2 separate regions of the Homo sapiens genome follow, and region 1 is linked to region 2. Evidence: chromatin loops called from intact Hi-C (ENCODE). Cell type or tissue: heart left ventricle. All regions are shown on one strand. Each heading gives the region's core, and the rest is flanking DNA. Links, peaks and the distances in the headings are about the cores only. Region 1 has its middle 9.4 kb from the start of CDC23. Region 2 overlaps ETF1 (eukaryotic translation termination factor 1).

What was found. Peaks named below come from ENCODE experiments on the same cell type or tissue, not always from the same donor. Only the 100,000 strongest peaks of a DNase experiment are listed, where the experiment ranks them.
Region 1: it touches region 2 in a loop (4-fold over the local background); 5 of 110 quality-filtered maps call a loop at or near these places.

The regions. Positions count from the first base shown.
Region 1 is chr5:138,218,557-138,226,886 of GRCh38, reverse strand. No RefSeq gene overlaps it. Among named protein-coding and RNA genes, the nearest start is that of CDC23, 9.4 kb to the right of the region's middle. In heart left ventricle, for the core only: a CTCF peak has its summit at 3,933 (motif pointing left); no DNase peak of the experiment used is centred there.
Region 2 is chr5:138,500,138-138,508,467 of GRCh38, reverse strand. ETF1 (eukaryotic translation termination factor 1) reads left to right here. Exons shown (of 11, transcript NM_004730.4): 11 at 81-2,373. The coding sequence ends at 163. Among named protein-coding and RNA genes, the nearest start is that of EGR1, 39 kb to the right of the region's middle. In heart left ventricle, for the core only: CTCF peaks have their summits at 4,331 and 4,537 (motif pointing right); no DNase peak of the experiment used is centred there; H3K27ac peaks cover 731 bases.

The sequences.
Region 1 (8,330 bases), core at 266-8,265, 280 kb after region 2:
TAATCACCCAGTTCTTCTTGCCTGCTGCATAGATGAAACCAATTCACTGCATAGATGAAACCAATTCACTGAAACAGTGGTATTGCAGTAGAGAAAGAATTTAATGGTCACAGGGCTAGCCAAGTGGTAGGAAGGGAGTTTATTACTCAAATCAGCCCGCTTGAAATTTGGAGGCTAAAATCTTGCTTGCTTGCTTGCTTGCTTTCTTGCTTTTTTTTTTTTTTTTTTTTTTTTTTTTGAGACGGAGTTTCACTTTTGTTGCCCAGGGTGGAGTGCAATGGCACGATCTCACCTCACTGCAACCTCTGCCTCCTGGGTTTAAGCAATTCTCGTGACTCAGCCTCCTGAGTAGCTGGTATTACATGTACCCACCACCATGCCTGGCTAATTTTTGGTATTTTTAGTAGAAATGGGGTTTCACCATGTTGGCCAAGCTGGTCTCAAACTCCTGACCTCAGGTGATCCACCTGCCTTGGCCTCCCAAAGTGCTGGGATTACAGGTATGATCCACTGCACCTGGCTGAGGCTAGAATTTTTCAAGGATAGTTTGGCAGGCAGGGGGCTAGGGAATGGGGAATGCTGATTGGTTGGGGATGAAATGATACGGGTGTGGAAAACAGTCCTTGTGCACTGAGTCTGCTCTGGATGGGGGCCATGGGACTAATTGAGTCGTGAGTCACAGGTCCAAGTGGAATCAGTTGGTCACCAGAATGCAAAAGTCTGAAAAACATCTCAAAAGACCAATCTTAGGTTCTACAATAGCAACATTATCTATAGGGGCAATTAGGAAAGTTATACATTTTCAGTCCACCTCTGACTCCTGAGCAGTAAACAATGACTAGTTATCATTTAACTAAGCACAGATCTTAGTAGAATTTAGGCTGCTCTCATAATCCTAATCTTGTGGTCTTTTTTAGTTTTACAAGGTGGTTTCAGTCCCAAACAAGGAGAGGGTAGTTCTGGGAAAGCACTATTATCATCCTTGCTTTAAGGTTAAACTATACTTCCCATAGTTACCTTGGCCTATGCCCAGGAATAAACAACGGCAGCTTGGATGTTAGAAGCTAGATGGAGTCAGTTAGTTCAGATTTCTTCCACTGTCTTAAGTTTTCTACGTCAGATTTCTCTCACTGTCATAATTTTTGCAAAAGCAATTTTAACAGTGGCCACTCCTTGTGTGCCCTCCCTGAGAAAACAGCACAGCTTTCTTACTTCCTCAGGTCCACAAGTGTAGAAAGTGCAGCTCAGACCCAAGAATGCTCTTTACCTGGAGCCCAGGAGTTCAAGACTAGCCTGGAAAACATAGTGAGACCCTGTCTCCTCAAAAAATTATCTGGGCTTGGTGGCACACGCCTGTAGTCCCAGCTACTCCAAAGGCTGAGGTAGGAGAACTACTTGAGTCCAGGAGATCAAGGTTTCAGTGAGCCAAGATCACACTACTGCACTCCAGGCTGGGCAACAGAGTGAGATCTTATCTTAAATAAATAAATAAATATTTTTAAAAAGAGACAATTTTTTTTTCTGGAGATGGAATTTCACTCCTGTTGCCCAGGCTGGAGTGCAATGGCGTGATCTCGGCTCACTGCAATCCCTGCCTTCCTGGGTTCAAGCTATTCTCCTGCCTCAGCCTCCCAAGTAGCTGGGATTACAGGCATGCTCCACCACGCCCGGCTAATTTTGTATTTTTAGTAGAGACAGGGTTTCTCCATGTTGGTCAGGCTGGTCTCAAACTCCCAACCTCAGGTGATCCACCTGCCTCGGCCTCTCAAAGTGCTGGGATTACAGGCGTGAGCCACCACGCCCAGCTAAAAAGAGATAAACTTTTAAAAATGTAAACATCTCCCTCTTAGGTATCAGCTAGCAGCAGGATCCTCGTCCCCGGTGGAATAAGGATGGAGCTAAGGCAGTCAGCTCAGCTGGGGTCCAGGCTGCCCTCCTTCCTCAGCTTCTGGAACAGAGGGATGGCCTGGGTGCAGGGTTATGTGATTGTTCTGGGGAAATGAGCATTCTGGCCTGCTTGATGGGAAGCCTGCTGAGATCAGGCTCAGCCTATTGCCCTGCAGGGGAGCTCCCACTGGATCATCTTCCCCAGACAGACGAAGAGGCCGAGCAACACAGTGATGTCAGCCCCATCAATTCTCCCTCTTTCTAAAGGTTCTCAGCAGTAACCTTGGAGGTGAGGCATCCTTAGGGGAACTTTACTGAGTAATAGGGATAAAGGACACTGGGAAGGGGGGTTACCAAAGCTGGGCTACACAAGGCTGAGAGCCCCCGATGAGCAGAGCTGGCAGTGAGGCCTCCCATTACATCCTAGGGCCATTACCTTGGGGAGATGGAATTGGACAAGCCTGCCTTTCCATTATGCAAAGAAAGGGCTTTTCAAGTAAATTTCCATTTAAGTATGAGCTTAGATCAGTGAAGATGGGGTCATAATAGCTTTGATGGTCATCACAACTATTAAAAATACATTTTTTCCTCGTGCTCAGCCTGCTTTGTCATCTTCATATTGTTCATCCCCAAAAGACTGTAACTCAACCTTTTCCTAGCTTCTAGGAGACAGGTTAATGTCCACAGGTATTTTCAACTCTTTAATTTTTCAACATACATAGTAGATGAAATTTACATGCTTGACACGGCCCATGGATGTATCCAGAATGTGATAAAAAAACAAAAACTAAAAGTCAGTTTGGGAATGGAGGTGGGTGATGGGTTAAGTACAGCACACCGCTCATTGGTCATTGTCTATACTGCTGGGCTCTCTTCTCTTCAGACCATCTGGTGTTGCCTGATTAGGTCCTCAGATACATATAGTTCCCTGCTTAGGTCCTCAGATACATATAGTTCTTAACCTGCTGTCTCTGCTGCCTGAATGCTCTTCCCCTATGCTCTACCGGGCTGACTCTAGGTCTATCTCCAGGTCTTAGCTGGACTAATTTCTTCAAGGAAGCCTCCTCTGATCCACTCCTCTAGCCCTAGACCAGGTTAGGGCCTTGTATTGGTTGTCTATCATTGCATAATAACCCCCAACCATGTATTTGCTCATTTTTCTGCAATTCTGACTGGGTTCAGTCTTGCCTGGGGTCACTTCTGCAGCTGCAGTCAGTTGTCAGGTTGACTGGGTGCTGGCTGTTCCTGCATAGCCTCACTCATCTATCTGAAGCCTCAGCCGGAATGGTGGGAACCACTGGGACAGCTGGAATATCTGGGACAGCTAAGAGGCTAACCTGGTTCCTTCAGGGCAGCAAGAGGGCAAGAGTTAAAGTTGCAAGGTCCCTTGAAACTGAGGCTCAGAAGTCACATAACATCCCTTTCACTGCTTTCTATTGGTTAAAGCAAGTCACAGGGCTAACACAGATTCAAAGGCAGGGACACAGACTCACCGCTTGATGCAAAGTCATATTGTAAAGGGGCACATATCCAGGGATGGAGGACTTATGGCCATCTTTGCCCACAGCCTGGCACAGGCCTCCTATCATAGCTTCTTAAGCTTTTCCTTCACTGCACTTATGGTAACTGTTGTTACATAATTCTTTGTATGATTGTTTATCATCTTTCTCCCCCACTAGAAAAAAATGTCTGAGTGCAGGAATTGACTGTTTCATTCAACAGTCTATTCCCAGAGCTTGGCACATAGTAACAACTAGATAAATTGTAGTTAAATGAATACATGGACAGCACCCACCTCCTTCCTACCCACTGCCACCTCCAACAAATAATTAACCAGCTCAAAATATCAATAATGCCTAAGTCAAGAAACCTTGCTGGGAACTGACTGTTCTTTCAGTTCTCATCGGGCTTAGATTTAGTAAGTTCTTTAGCCTCTCTCTACTTTGGTCTCTGGTGTCTGGTCCCACATCGCTCTTGAGCAAACACCTTTTCCGGTCAAGCCCTTTGAAGAGCGGGGAGGGAGGGAATGGTTCCATCTGTCGGACAAAGCCGGGATCACAGAAGAAAAAGGCAATTGAGTTTTTTCCAGGAAGGACTTTAGGTGAGGATCAGCCTTGACCAGACTACAGCCCCCAAGGAACGCTGGAGAACATTCAGTGGGGCAGCACGCGACTGGATAAAGTTGTTCGCGACGTTGTCATGTGTGACAAACTTGGGAGTGGTATTTAGAAGCTTGAAGTGCTTTCTTTCTTATTCTTTTTTTTTTTTTTTTTTTTTTTTTTGAGACGGAGTCTCGCTCTGTCACCAGGCTAGAGTGCTGTGGTGCGATCTCAGCTCACTGCAACCTCCAACTCCCTGGTTCAAGGGATTCTCCTGCCTCAGCCTCCAGAGTAGCTGGGATTATAGGCATGTGCCACCACGCCCAGCTAATTTTTGTATTTTTAGTGCAGATGGGGTTTCACCATGTTGGCCAGGATGGTCTCGGTTTCCTGATCTCATGATCCACCAGCCTCGGCCTCCCAAAGTGTTGGGATTACAGGCATGAGCCACCACGCCCAGCCCCTTCTTATTCTTTATTATTTTGAGATAGAGTCTCAATCAGTCAGCCAGGCTGGTGTGCAGTGGTGCAATTTCAGCTCACTGCAGCCTTGACCTCTTGGGCTCAAGAGATTCTCCTGCCTCAGCCTTTTGAGTAGCTAGGATTATAGGAGCATGCCACCACACCTGGCTAAGTTTTGTATTTTTTTATAGAGATAGGGTTTTGCCATGTTGTCCAGGCTGGTCATGAACTCTTGAGTTCAAGCAGTCCACCCACCTTGGCCTCCCAAGGTAGGAGTCATGGTGCCTGGCCGACAGTGACTTCTTAATTCTTCATTACATCACTGCCTTTTGATGTATTTATTGTTTTTTATTAAATTTTTTTAATTAAAAAAAATTTTAATCTATTTATTTAGGGACTGGGTTATGAGACTGGCCAATCTTTGTGTTTTTGGTAGAGACAGGGTTTCGCCATGTTGCCCAGGCTGGTCTCAAACTCCTGGGCTCAAGTGATCCACTTGCCTAGACATCCCAAAGTGCTAGGATTACAGGCATGAGCCGTAGTGCCCAGCCTGTATTTATTATTAATAAACCAAAAACAAGGAAGTCACTCTCTCCCTTCTAACTTTTTTTTTTTTTGAGGCAGAGTCTCACCGTATCGCCCAGGCTGGAGTGCAATGGCACAATCTCAGCTCACTGCAACCTCTGCCTCCCGGGTTCAAGCAATTCTTCTGCCTCGGCCTCCCGAGTAGCTGGGATTACAGGCACCTGCCACCATGCCTGGCTAATCTTTTGTATCTTTAGTAGAGACAGAGTTTCACCATGTTGGCCAGGCTGGTCTCAAACTCCTGAACTCATGATCTGCCCGCCTCACCTCCCAAAGTGCTGGGATTACAGGTGTGAGCCACCACGCCCAGCCCTCTCCCTTCTAACTTTCATGGAGGCAGTCTGAGCTCTAGTCCTCACTTGGAGCTTGTCAGAGGTAGAAGGAATCCTGGAAGTCATCTTGCTTAGCTCTGCCATTTTACAAGGAGAAAAGTAAGGCCCAGTGAGGAGAGGGAGTGGGAGATTTTTGCAGGTGTATTTAGATCGTGACAGGTTTCAGCTCTTGTGGATTCCAATCCTGGGCTGCTTCTAGGTGGTTTACTTACCTCTAAATGGATGGGTGACCCATAAACCATGATGTCTGTTTCCTTATAGAAATCGTACCTAACTAGGCCTGGCGCGGTGGCTCACGCCTGTAATCCCAGGACTTTGGGAGGCCGAGGCGGGTGGATCACGAGGTCAGGAGATCGAGACCATCCTGGCTAGCACGGTGAAACCCCGTCTCTACTAAAAATACAAAAAATTAGCCGGGCGAGGTGGCGGGCGCCTGTAGTCCCAGCTACTTGGGAGGCTGAGGCAGGAGAATGGCGTGAACCCCGGGGGGCGGAGCCTGCAGTGAGCCGAGATCGCGCCACTGCACTCCAGCCTGGGCGACAGCGAGAGTCCGTCTCAAAAAAAAAAAAAAAAAAAAAGAAATAGTACCTACTAAGTGTACATATCTCCAATTGTCATAGCAACTCTATAAAATAGGTACTGAATTTTTTTTTTTTTTTTTTGTGAGACAAGGTCTCACTCTGTCGCCCGGGCTGGAGTGCAGTGGTGTGATCTTGGCTCACTGCAGCCTCTTGACTTCCCAGGCTCAAGGAATCCTCCCACCTCAGCCTCCTGAGTAGCTGGGACTACAGGAGTGCACCACCATGCCCAGCTAACTTTTGAATTTTTTGTAGAGACAGGGTTTTATCATGTTGCCCAAGCTGGTCTCAAACTCCTGGACTCAAGCGATCCTCCTGGCTTGGCTTCCCAAAGTGCTGAGATTACAGGTGTGAGACACCATACCTGCCTGAATTATTGCTCTTTGAAAAAGAACATAATGTCTATGGCCATACCACCCTGAATGCGCCCAATCTTGTCTGAAAAAGGGCATAATGCCTACTTCACAAGATTTAACAATATAACATTTGAAAATGATCTATAAATAGCAAAACACATAAATAAGAACTTTTTTTAACATTATGAAAACACAGTGAAAGAATATGGGCTGTAGTTGAACAGAACTTGAGGTCACCTCAGTTAAGTTGCCTGAGTCTGTTTTCTACTCTCTAAAATAGGGGCAACGATAACCTGCCTTGCAGGCTTGTCAAGAGGATTGGTGCTCAGATACATAAAGTCCTAACAGGGAGTTAGTGTTCAAGAACAGCTTACATGTATCCAGTGCTTACTATCTGTTAAAAATTGTTCAAAATACATTACATGGATTATCTCATTCAATTCTCACCTCACCTGAATAACAGGAATTATTGTTATGGTCCTCATTTTATCAATGAATAACCTGAACATATTAGGTTGATGCAAAAGTAGTCATGGTTTTTGCCATTAAATGTGATGGCAGGCTGGGTGCGGTAGCTCACACCTATAATCCCAACACTTTGGGAGGCCAAGGCAGGCAGATCACCTGAGGTCAGGAGTTCGAGACCAGCCTGGCCAACATGGTAAAACCCCATCTCTACTAAAAGTACAAAAATTAGCCGGGTGTGGTGGTGGGCGCCTGTAATCCCAGCTACTCAGGAGGCTGAGGCAGGAGAAGCTTGAACCCAGGAGGCGGAGGCTGCAGTGAGCAGAGATCACACCACTGTACTCCAGCCTGGTCAACAAGAGTGAGACTCCATCTCAAACGAAAAAAAAAAGTGATGGCAAAAACCGCAATTACTTTTGCACCAACCTAATACAATAAATGACTTTGCCAAGGTCACAAGCTGATAATGGTGGAGTTAGAGTTTGCCTTTAGGTGGTGTGGCTCAGAGCCCACATTCTCTAGCTCTGCACTCTGTTCTTTCCCAATAAAGAACTCTTACTTGTTGGGAGTAGGCCCCCCAAAATCTGGCCATAAACTGGCCCCAAAACTGGCCATAAACAAAATCTCTGCAGCATTGTAACATGTTCATAATGGCCCTAACGCCCACGCTGGAAGGTTGTGGGTTTACTGGAATGAGGGCAAGGAACACCTAGCCCGCCCAGGGTGGAAAACCGCTTAAAGGCATTCTTAAGCCACAAACAATAGCATGAGCGATCTGTGCCTTAAGGACATGCTCCTGCTGCAGTTAACTAGCCCAACCTATTCCTTTAATTCGGCCCATCCCTTCGTTTCCCATAAGGGATACTTTTAGTTAATTTAATATCTATAGAAACAATCCTAATAACTGGTTTGCTGTTAATAAATACATGGGTAAATCTCTGTTCGGGGCTTTCAGCTCTGAAGGCTGTGAGACCCCTGATTTCCCACTTCACACCTTTATGTTTCTGTGTGTGTGTCTTTAATTCCTCTAGCACCACTGGGTTAGGGTCTCCCCAACCAAGCTGGTCTTGGCATTACTAATATCACCATTGTATCTCTACAAAGAGAGAAGAAAGGCAAAAAGATAACTAATGTCAGCTTGGAAATGAAAAACCTTTGAATTAGGCAGAGATTGGTGGTGCTGGAGGGTCAAGGAAGTAGAGTTCAAGGGTTTACAAAGGAGTTGAGGAGTCTACATCATTAAAGTTGGTAATTATGGCTTTAACTTTTTTTTTTTTTTGAGATAAAGCCTCTCTCTATTGCCCAAGCTGGAGTACAGTGGTGCGATCTCAGATCACTGCAACCTCCGCCTCCCAGGTTCAAGCGATTCTCCTGCCTCAGCCTTCCGAGTAGCTGGGACTACAGGTGTGTACCACCACACCCAGCTAATTTTTGTATTTTTAGTAGAGATGGGGTTTCATCATGTTGGCCAGGATGGACTTGATCTCTTGACCTTGTGATCCACCTGCCTCGGCCTCCCAAAGTGCTGGGATTACAGGCGTGAGCCACTGTGCCCGGCCAGCTTTCA
Region 2 (8,330 bases), core at 318-8,317:
CCCTTATTCCCTTACCAGCCACCTACACACATGCCCATCCCATGAACACAGGTAATTTACCTTTTGGTTTGTTTCCCCAGGTATCTTGCGGTACCGAGTAGATTTCCAGGGAATGGAATACCAAGGAGGAGACGATGAATTTTTTGACCTTGATGACTACTAGGTAGTCGACATGGGTCCGGCAAAACGTGCCTCACCCTCCAGCATCCAACCCAAGGAGCATACCCATGGTGGAATCCAAACAGATCCCTGCCTTACAATTGGAACATTTCCAGAACTTAATCCATGAGCATTGGATATTGAAAAGAAAACCGAAACAAAACCAGACCCAGCCCTACACTTTGGTTTGTCATGGTGTCAGCGCAGCAGCCTACAACTAAGTTCCTAAACGCCACTTTGGACTAATTTAAAAAAGAATCCCAGTTTTTACTTTTACTGGATGGTGAAATTGGTTGCTCTTGTATTTTATGAAAAAAAATGATTTTTTTAACCTTCATACATAGAAGCAAAAATACTTTAACTGCTGTAAACCTTCAAAAGTTAATAGAAGTGAGATCATACTGGTTTGTTTCTTATTTTGATTGGAGAAAAATTAAATTGCTGCATTTCGCAGTGACCCATTTACATGGCATTCTCAGCTTAGACTGCGTAAGAAGAAATATATGTGGTGAAATGTTGGAACCATTTCTCTCTTGGTCTCTGTTTAATGTTGAAAGGGTGAGCTAATAGGAGGCACTTTCAACTTCACTCCCTCACGCTACCCCGTCCCCCTCCAGACTGGCAGTTTCAAGGATGCAAATTGCATTGCAAAATCAAACTGACTCATGAAGCATTTGGGCCAGTGCACTGTTTACTTCCATCTGTTTGCAGACACATTTGTGCCCGGCGTTTGGGAGCCCTTTGTATCAATGTTCTGACAAGGGTCCCTATAACCTTAACCTACTCGAAACCGGTTTGGGATGGATATGATGGGGCTTCTGTGCTATTGCTGGGATTGGGAGAAATAAAACATGCAATTTAAGTGGAAGCGAAGAAATTTAAAGAGGATTTTATTTTGCTTGGGTCAATCCTTGTTAAAAGGGAGGTGGATGTGTTTTCCTTGTGTTGGATGGCATGAGATTATGTGAATGTTTTGATTTATTAAAATGAACTGCAAGGTTTTTCACAGGAACGACAGACATGTATGACTGCATGTAATTATAAACTCCTGACCTCCTGGTGGGGTTGGAGCATCTGTTTCAAATGTGGGACTTACAAGCACTTCTCACATGAGAAATTAGGGGCGGGTGGGAAGGGATGGGACACAGCTTCTGGCACCATGGATTTAAGACCATGTTGGATCCAAAAGTTGGCCTGAAACCCTGAAGCTTATGCTTCACAGCTGGGCTGTAAGTCAGACTTGAACCCAGCTGATATGCAAGGTCATGGCGTGCCCAGGGTGGTGACAGTTGAACAAAGTGTATAGTACGTGCCCAGTGGTAGCGATGGAAAAAAGTATACCAAATGGACTTTGAAGGACCAAAGGTTTTAAAAGTCAATTGGTATCACCTCCACACTGACTAGGGTAGTGGGGTGCATTTGGTTTTCAAATTGGGTACTTTTAACACTTTAGTGCCTGACTGCTGTTCTTTACTGACTTGATTCAGTCACTCGTAGCTTTATTGGTCTGAACCAGCTCCTTGTTCCCAGGTTACAGACCTGCCTATCGTTCCAATAATCCTGTTTCACTTGAATGAAGGGAGTATGTCTTAAATGTAAAGTTTCTGGTTCTCACACTGTACTCTGAGGTCCAAATACTGTCTGTCAATGTGTAACCTGATGTCTCAACCCCCTGTGAGAAGAGTCCATTATTTGGTGTTCACCAACGTGGGAGACTTCACCGGAACAGGCTTTTTTGCTTTGGGCTCTGCTATTTGTTTGCAGAACACCCAAGAGCGAGCAAACATGCTCTCTTCACAGCAGTACCTTAGGGTTTTGCCATTGTAAATGGGTCTGATGTGATATGACAAGACCAGAGAAATTGGATGTAAATTTACATTTTTGAATATGCTTGTTGTTTCACATGATACATTTAGGGTATGCAGCTCCTTTTGTAGTTTTTATTTTTACTATTTAAGTTTGGAAATGATGCCAAATTTTTGTATTTCTTTAATCAATGTGTTCTCTTCGGTGATATATATTGCATTATATATTGATGTGTGTATCAATATATATTGATATGTATTACACTTACACATACAAACACATATAAGAGGGGGTGAAAACCGTAGCCTTTGCATTCTCTATAGCCTCTGCAGAGAGATACTAAGCAGCAAAATCTTGGTGTTGTGATGTACAGAAATGGAGAAGAGTATTAAACCATATTTAAGAATATACTTTGTGTGCTTGAGATTTTTTAGGACTGGTCTAGAAAGGCCTGAACTGTGGAGACAGTTCTCCAAGGCATACCTCAGATTAGTCACGGCCAATAGCATTTCAGCCTTGGGTTTGAGTTGTGTTTACTACATTTGTCTATGGAAAGGTATATGCAAAGTTTTTCTGAGGTCATGATCCCAGAGTTATGCTAGAAGAAGAAGGTTCAGGTTGCTGGGGCCAAACTAATTTGTATTCTCCCCCATTCTATATGCATGCCAAAGGGAATCTTGCTTTTTTTTTTTTTTAAGGTATGTTAAGTATATTATCCCATAACCCAGCATCCCATGGAGGTAGATGGTGTACCCAATTTTACAGGTGATGAAACAGAACAAAAGAAGGTTAAGTAGCAGCTCTTTAGTGATAACACCAAAATTTTATCCCAGGCCTTATTCCAAAGTTCTCTCTGTATCTGTCTTTGAGTCCTATAATAGAATGGTCCAGATGGAATAGCAGAAACTAGGCCTGGGCCCTCTCTCTCTCCCACGCTCCTTCATCTTACATACCTTACACTGGGTAGGAGAGTAGTAGCCCACCCAAAAGCAGGTCAGGGGCTGGTCCAGAGGAGCAGGGCTCCTAGGCCAGGTTCAGAGCAGAAGAGGATTTGTTTTCTTTGTTTTCCCCCAAGGTTGAGGTGCTTAAAGAGCCTCTTTGGTAGTTTAGGAAGCCTAGTTGAGGAGCCAAGGTGGTGCATGGTTTGCTTTCTCCAGGTTTGAGAAAACTGTTTTAAGTAAAATTGACCAGTAATGGCACTTGGCGTACTTTTCACCCATTTTCTTACCTGATCTAGGTGATAGCTCTGACGACGAAACTCAATTACCAGCTGGGAAGGGGCGAACATGCCTGTGCTGGTGGAAGTGTAATTTTCCCTCCTAATGCGTGTCTAGGTGCTGTTCTTGAAGACAAAATTGTTGGAAGGCAGCACAGTGGTGCAGGATATATGGGCTGTGGTCCTTGCCTGTCTGGGCCTGCAGCACTTGCCATCTTTTGTTCTCTGGCTCCAAGACGCATGCCATGACACTCCCAGACAGGCACGGTGGATTTAGGGCTGAGAGCCAAGGTGGAATTTAAGTTTCATGCCAGCTTCTCCTTTGTTGCCAGCTTGAGTGAATGCCAGGGGATTCCTGCCTGCCAAGTCCAGCCCTGATGGGACTGGGTCTCAGGGGACCTAGGAACTGAACAGCCAAGTGGTGTGGGAGCATCCGATTAGAGCTAGGGAAGCAGGGCACAGTTACTTGCTTGTTTTGTGGCAGTTTGGGTGCTGCAAGTTGCTGAGGATGTGGCTGAATAGCAGGCACTAGAAATAACAGGTGAAAACAATTCACCACCTAAAGGGTTCTCTGTAAATCAAGTCTAAAACCCTGTCTGGTGAATTCTGTTTCAGATACAGCCATCTCCAGGAGTCCTTCCCTGAAACTGGCAGGCTTACCTGGGGCTTAGCTAAGAGCCCAGAACCAAACAAGGGAGTCAAGAAAAGCTCTGGTTCTGCTGGGCACCATGGCTCACGCCTGTAAACCCAACACTTCAGGAGGCCAAGGCAGGTGGATCACCCGAGGTCAGGAGTTCAAGACCAGCCTGACCAACATGGTGAAACCCCGTCTCTACTGAAATTACAAAAACTAGCCGAACAGGTGGTGGGCGCCTGTAATCCCAGCTACTCAGGAGGCTGAGGCACAAGAATTGCTTGAACCTGGGAGGCAGAGGTTGCAGTGAGACGAGATGGCACCACTGCACTCCAGCCTGGGCGACAGAGAGACTGTCTCGAAAAAAAGAAAAAAAGGCTCTGGCTCTGCAGTTAACTGGGTTTGTGACTTCACAGTATCAGGCAGTCCCTGAATCTGAAGTGCCGTGCCAGCCAGCTTCCCAGGAAGCTATCAGGAGAGTGCAGTAGGAAGCAGGATCTCTGAGGTCTGAGGTAGAAATCCTGGCGCCACCTGAGAGGCTGGCAAATTATTCCATGTCTTTGAGTAGCAGTTTCACCACCTGTAATAAGGATTAAATGGAGTAAGGCACATGAAGGCACTTAGCAAGGACTGGGATGGCAGCTACTCATGGTTCTTCCTCTCCCAACCTTGGTCCTCTGGAAGTGGCCAGGGAAAGTTTGTGCTGGTGACCACAAGGTGGTGGTATAGAGTTAAGGATGCTGACTGGAAGAAATTTGCTTCATCTGAAGTAGGGGGGATTTCTGACAAGCATTAAGAGGTGCCTGGGACAACTTGCTTTGCCCTTAAATTTTAGGAAAGTGGAGAGGGCAGTTTAACAAAGGAGTAGGGATGAGTGAACGGAGAGGAGATCCCAGGAGTCTCAATCCAGCTCTGCCCAGTTTTCTTACTCCTTATTCTGGGCTTTGAGCTATCCGTCTGTGAAGTAACTATAGTCACTGACATTTGTTGAACAGTTATGTAATCCTTAGAAAAACGTAGTGAGGGAGATGCTGTTTATATCTTCCCATCCACGTTCTACTAAGTGGCAAAATCTGGGACTCAAAGTCAGGTCTGTTTGGTTCCAAAGCCAGTGCAAATGCAGGTCATCCCTACAGAGTGAAATAAAACAGCATGAAGAAGGGCTTCCTGGGGGGCCCTTGGCCCCAAGTAGGTGAGCAATCCTGGAAGTGATGAGAAGAAGGCAAAGCTGTACCTGGGAATGTCAAGCCCATTCTCAGAAAGGACTCTCAGAAAGAGTCTCATTCGACTCTAGTCCTTAGTCTACAGCCATACCTTTATATAGCTTTTCTCCACAATACCCAATACTTAGACTTCTTAAGGAATTATAATTTTAGCACCTAATTTTTTTTTTTTTTTTTGAGACAGGGTCTTACTCTGTCACCCAAGCTGGAATGCAGTGGTGCAGTCTTGGCTCACTACAGCCTCAACCTCCCAGGATCAAGCGATCCTCCCACCTCAGCCTCCCGAGTAGCTGGGACTGCAGGCACACACCACCACACCTGGCTAATTTTTGGTTTTTTGTTGTTTTTGTAGAGATGAGGTTTCGCCATGTTGCCCAGCCTGGGTGTTTTTTTTTTTTTGAGATGGAGTCTTGCTCTGTCACCCAGACTGGAGTGCAGGGGTGCGATCTCGGCTCACTGCAAGCTCTGCCTCCCAGGTTCATGCCATTCTCCTGCCTCAGCCTCCTGAGTAGCTGGGACCACAGACGCCAGCCACCACGCCCGGCTAATTTTTTGTTTTTGTTTTTTTAGTAGAGGCAGGGTTTCGCCGTGTTAGCCAGGATGGTGTTGATCTCCCGACCTTGTGATCCGCCCGCCTCAGCCTCCCAAAGTGCTGGGATTACAAGCGTGAGCCACTGTGCCCAGCCTCCCCAGGCTGGTCTTGAATTCCTGAGCTCAAGTGATTGGCCCGCCTCTGTCTCCCAAAGTGTTGGAATTCCAGGTGTGTGCCACTGTGCCGGGCCCCTTAATTTTAGCACTAGAAAGGGTCTTGCACCTTACCTATTCCAATCCCCTCACTAAAGACAGAAGAAAGCTGAGGCCAGAGAGGAATATAGTGACCTGTCAGGCTCATGCAGCAAATTAGCAGAGCCAACATGAACACTTGCTCCAACTCCAGATTCGGTGCTCTTAACAGCCGGATGATCTTGTTATTCTTCATCCAGGCCCTGTTCTCTCTAATGTTATAAATGAGAGAAGGGACAATTGGAGGGAGCACGTGGCCTGAAACCAAAGAGCTAGGAGAGGAAAGGTGGCCAACATCCAGATGGAGTTATGAAAGCTGTTTGAAGTCACTTCCCTGTGAGTCAAGGTTGGCTTGGGTGTGTGGATCAACTTGCTTCTTCAGCCCCCGGCCTTCCAAATTAGCCCCATCTAGCTCTCCCTGACTGCCACAGACTTCCAGCTCCTCCCACTCTGCTGAGATACTATACCTAGGCTTAGCCCCTTCTGCTTGCCTGTCCATCCCCACTCAAAGCTAGAGGGCAAACCCATTTCCAAGGAAGCCAGGAGAATAAGGAAGGAGGGTGGAAACTTGAGAGAAAGGCTCCGAGCAGGAATGGCAAGGATCTTCTGAGAGGCAAAGATGCAGAGATATTCCGATTCCTGGGAGAAGGCATGAGGAGAAATCAGGGCTTGATGATGCCAGGACCCTCTGCCCCATGTTGTATTACTGTCCAGACCCAAAGACATGCCCAGCCTAGGCTCTCTGGTGGGGAAAGGCAACATGAGCCAGCTGGGGTGGGCCTGGAGGGCCTGCAGAGGGGGACTCTTTGTAATAAGGCAGGATGTTGCCTGGGAGAGAGTTGCTCCTCCAGATAAAGACGAATTTCTGTGCTCAGGGCTAGAGGCCCTCCCTTGCACCCCTGTCGGGCTCTGATTCTGAAAGGTAACATGGAAGGAGTTCTACCCCAGTCTCCTCCAGCCTTCTCCACAGACGCACTCCACGGCCACCTCTATTCCTTAAATGAGACTTGGGTTAAGCCAGTCTCATTCCTTGACTCAGCAAGCATTTAGACATGTCCCGTGTACTAGGTCCCGTGCAAGATTCAGTGGCAAACAGTGCAGGTGCACACCCTGCCCTTCGGTGTTGAAGGTCCAGCAGTGGAGACTCTGAACAAGGAATGACAATGAGTGTTAAAGGACAAGGGGAGTGCAGGGTGGCTCCTTCCTCCTCTGGGGGTGCTAGGTCTATGTGGGGACCTGGGTTAGCTGGAGAGATGAGAGGGTGAGTTTGGAGAGGCACGTGGATCAGTCCTGACTGGATCCAAAGGCCAGGAAGACATTCAGATTTCAGGACACTGTTTTTTCTTTTCTTTTCTTTTCTTTTCTTTTTTCTTTTTCTTTCTTTCTTTTTTTTTTTTTTTTTTTTTTTTTTTTTTTTTTTTTTTGAGACAGAGTCTCTCTGTGTTGCCAGGCTGGAGTGCAGTGGCGTGCCCTCGGCTCACTGCAACCTCCACCTCCTGGGTTCAAGTGATTCTCCTGCCTCAGCCTCCCGAGTATCTGGGACTACAGGCGTGCGCCATCACACCTGGCTAATTTTTGTATTTTTAGTAGAGACAGGGTTTCACCATGTTGGCCAGAATGGTCTCGATCTCCTGACCTCGTGATCCGCCCGCCTTGGACTCCTAAAGTGCTGAGATTACAGGTGTGAGCCACCGTGCCCGGCTAGGACACTGGTTTTTTCATCCTGCTGTCATTTCTGTGGTTTGTTTATTAACAGCTTTATTGAGGTATAATTTACAAACTATAAAATTAACCCACTGTAGGTATAGTTTGGCTATTTATTTTTAAAAGTAAATGTGTGTAGGCCAGGCCTACACGCCTGGCCTCTAATATCTTGATCCCGGAAGGTGGAGGCTGCAGTGAGCCAAGATCCCACCACTGCACTCCAGCCTGGGTGACAGTGAGACTCTGTCTCAAAAAAAAAAAAAAAAAAGTAAATTTGTATAGTTATGTAAACATCCCACAACTCACAACTTAATGTTCAGCATCCCAAAAAGATTATTTGTGCTCTTTTGCAGTCAATCTCTGTTCCCACATCCAACCCTGGGCAACTACTGATCAATCTACTTGCTTTGTTTTTTTTTTATTTTTTATTTTTGGAGACAGAGCCTTGCTCTGTCGCCCAGGCTGGAGTGCAGTGGCGCGATCTCAGCTCACTGAAACCTCCGCCTCCCGGGTTCAAGCAATTCTTATGCCTCAGCCTCCTGAGTAACTAGGACTATAGGTGCCTGCCACCACGCCCAGCTAATTTTGCTATTTTTAGTAGAGACGAGGTTTCACCATGTTGGCCAGGCTGGTCTCAAACTCCTGGCCTCATGTTATCTGCCCACCTTGGCCTCCCAAAGTGCTGGGATTATAGGCATTAGCCACCACGCCCAGCTGCTACTGATCTGCTTTCTACCTCTACAGTTCTGGCCTTCCTAGAAATTTTTATATTAATGGAAAAGCACAACATGTAGTCTTTTATGTG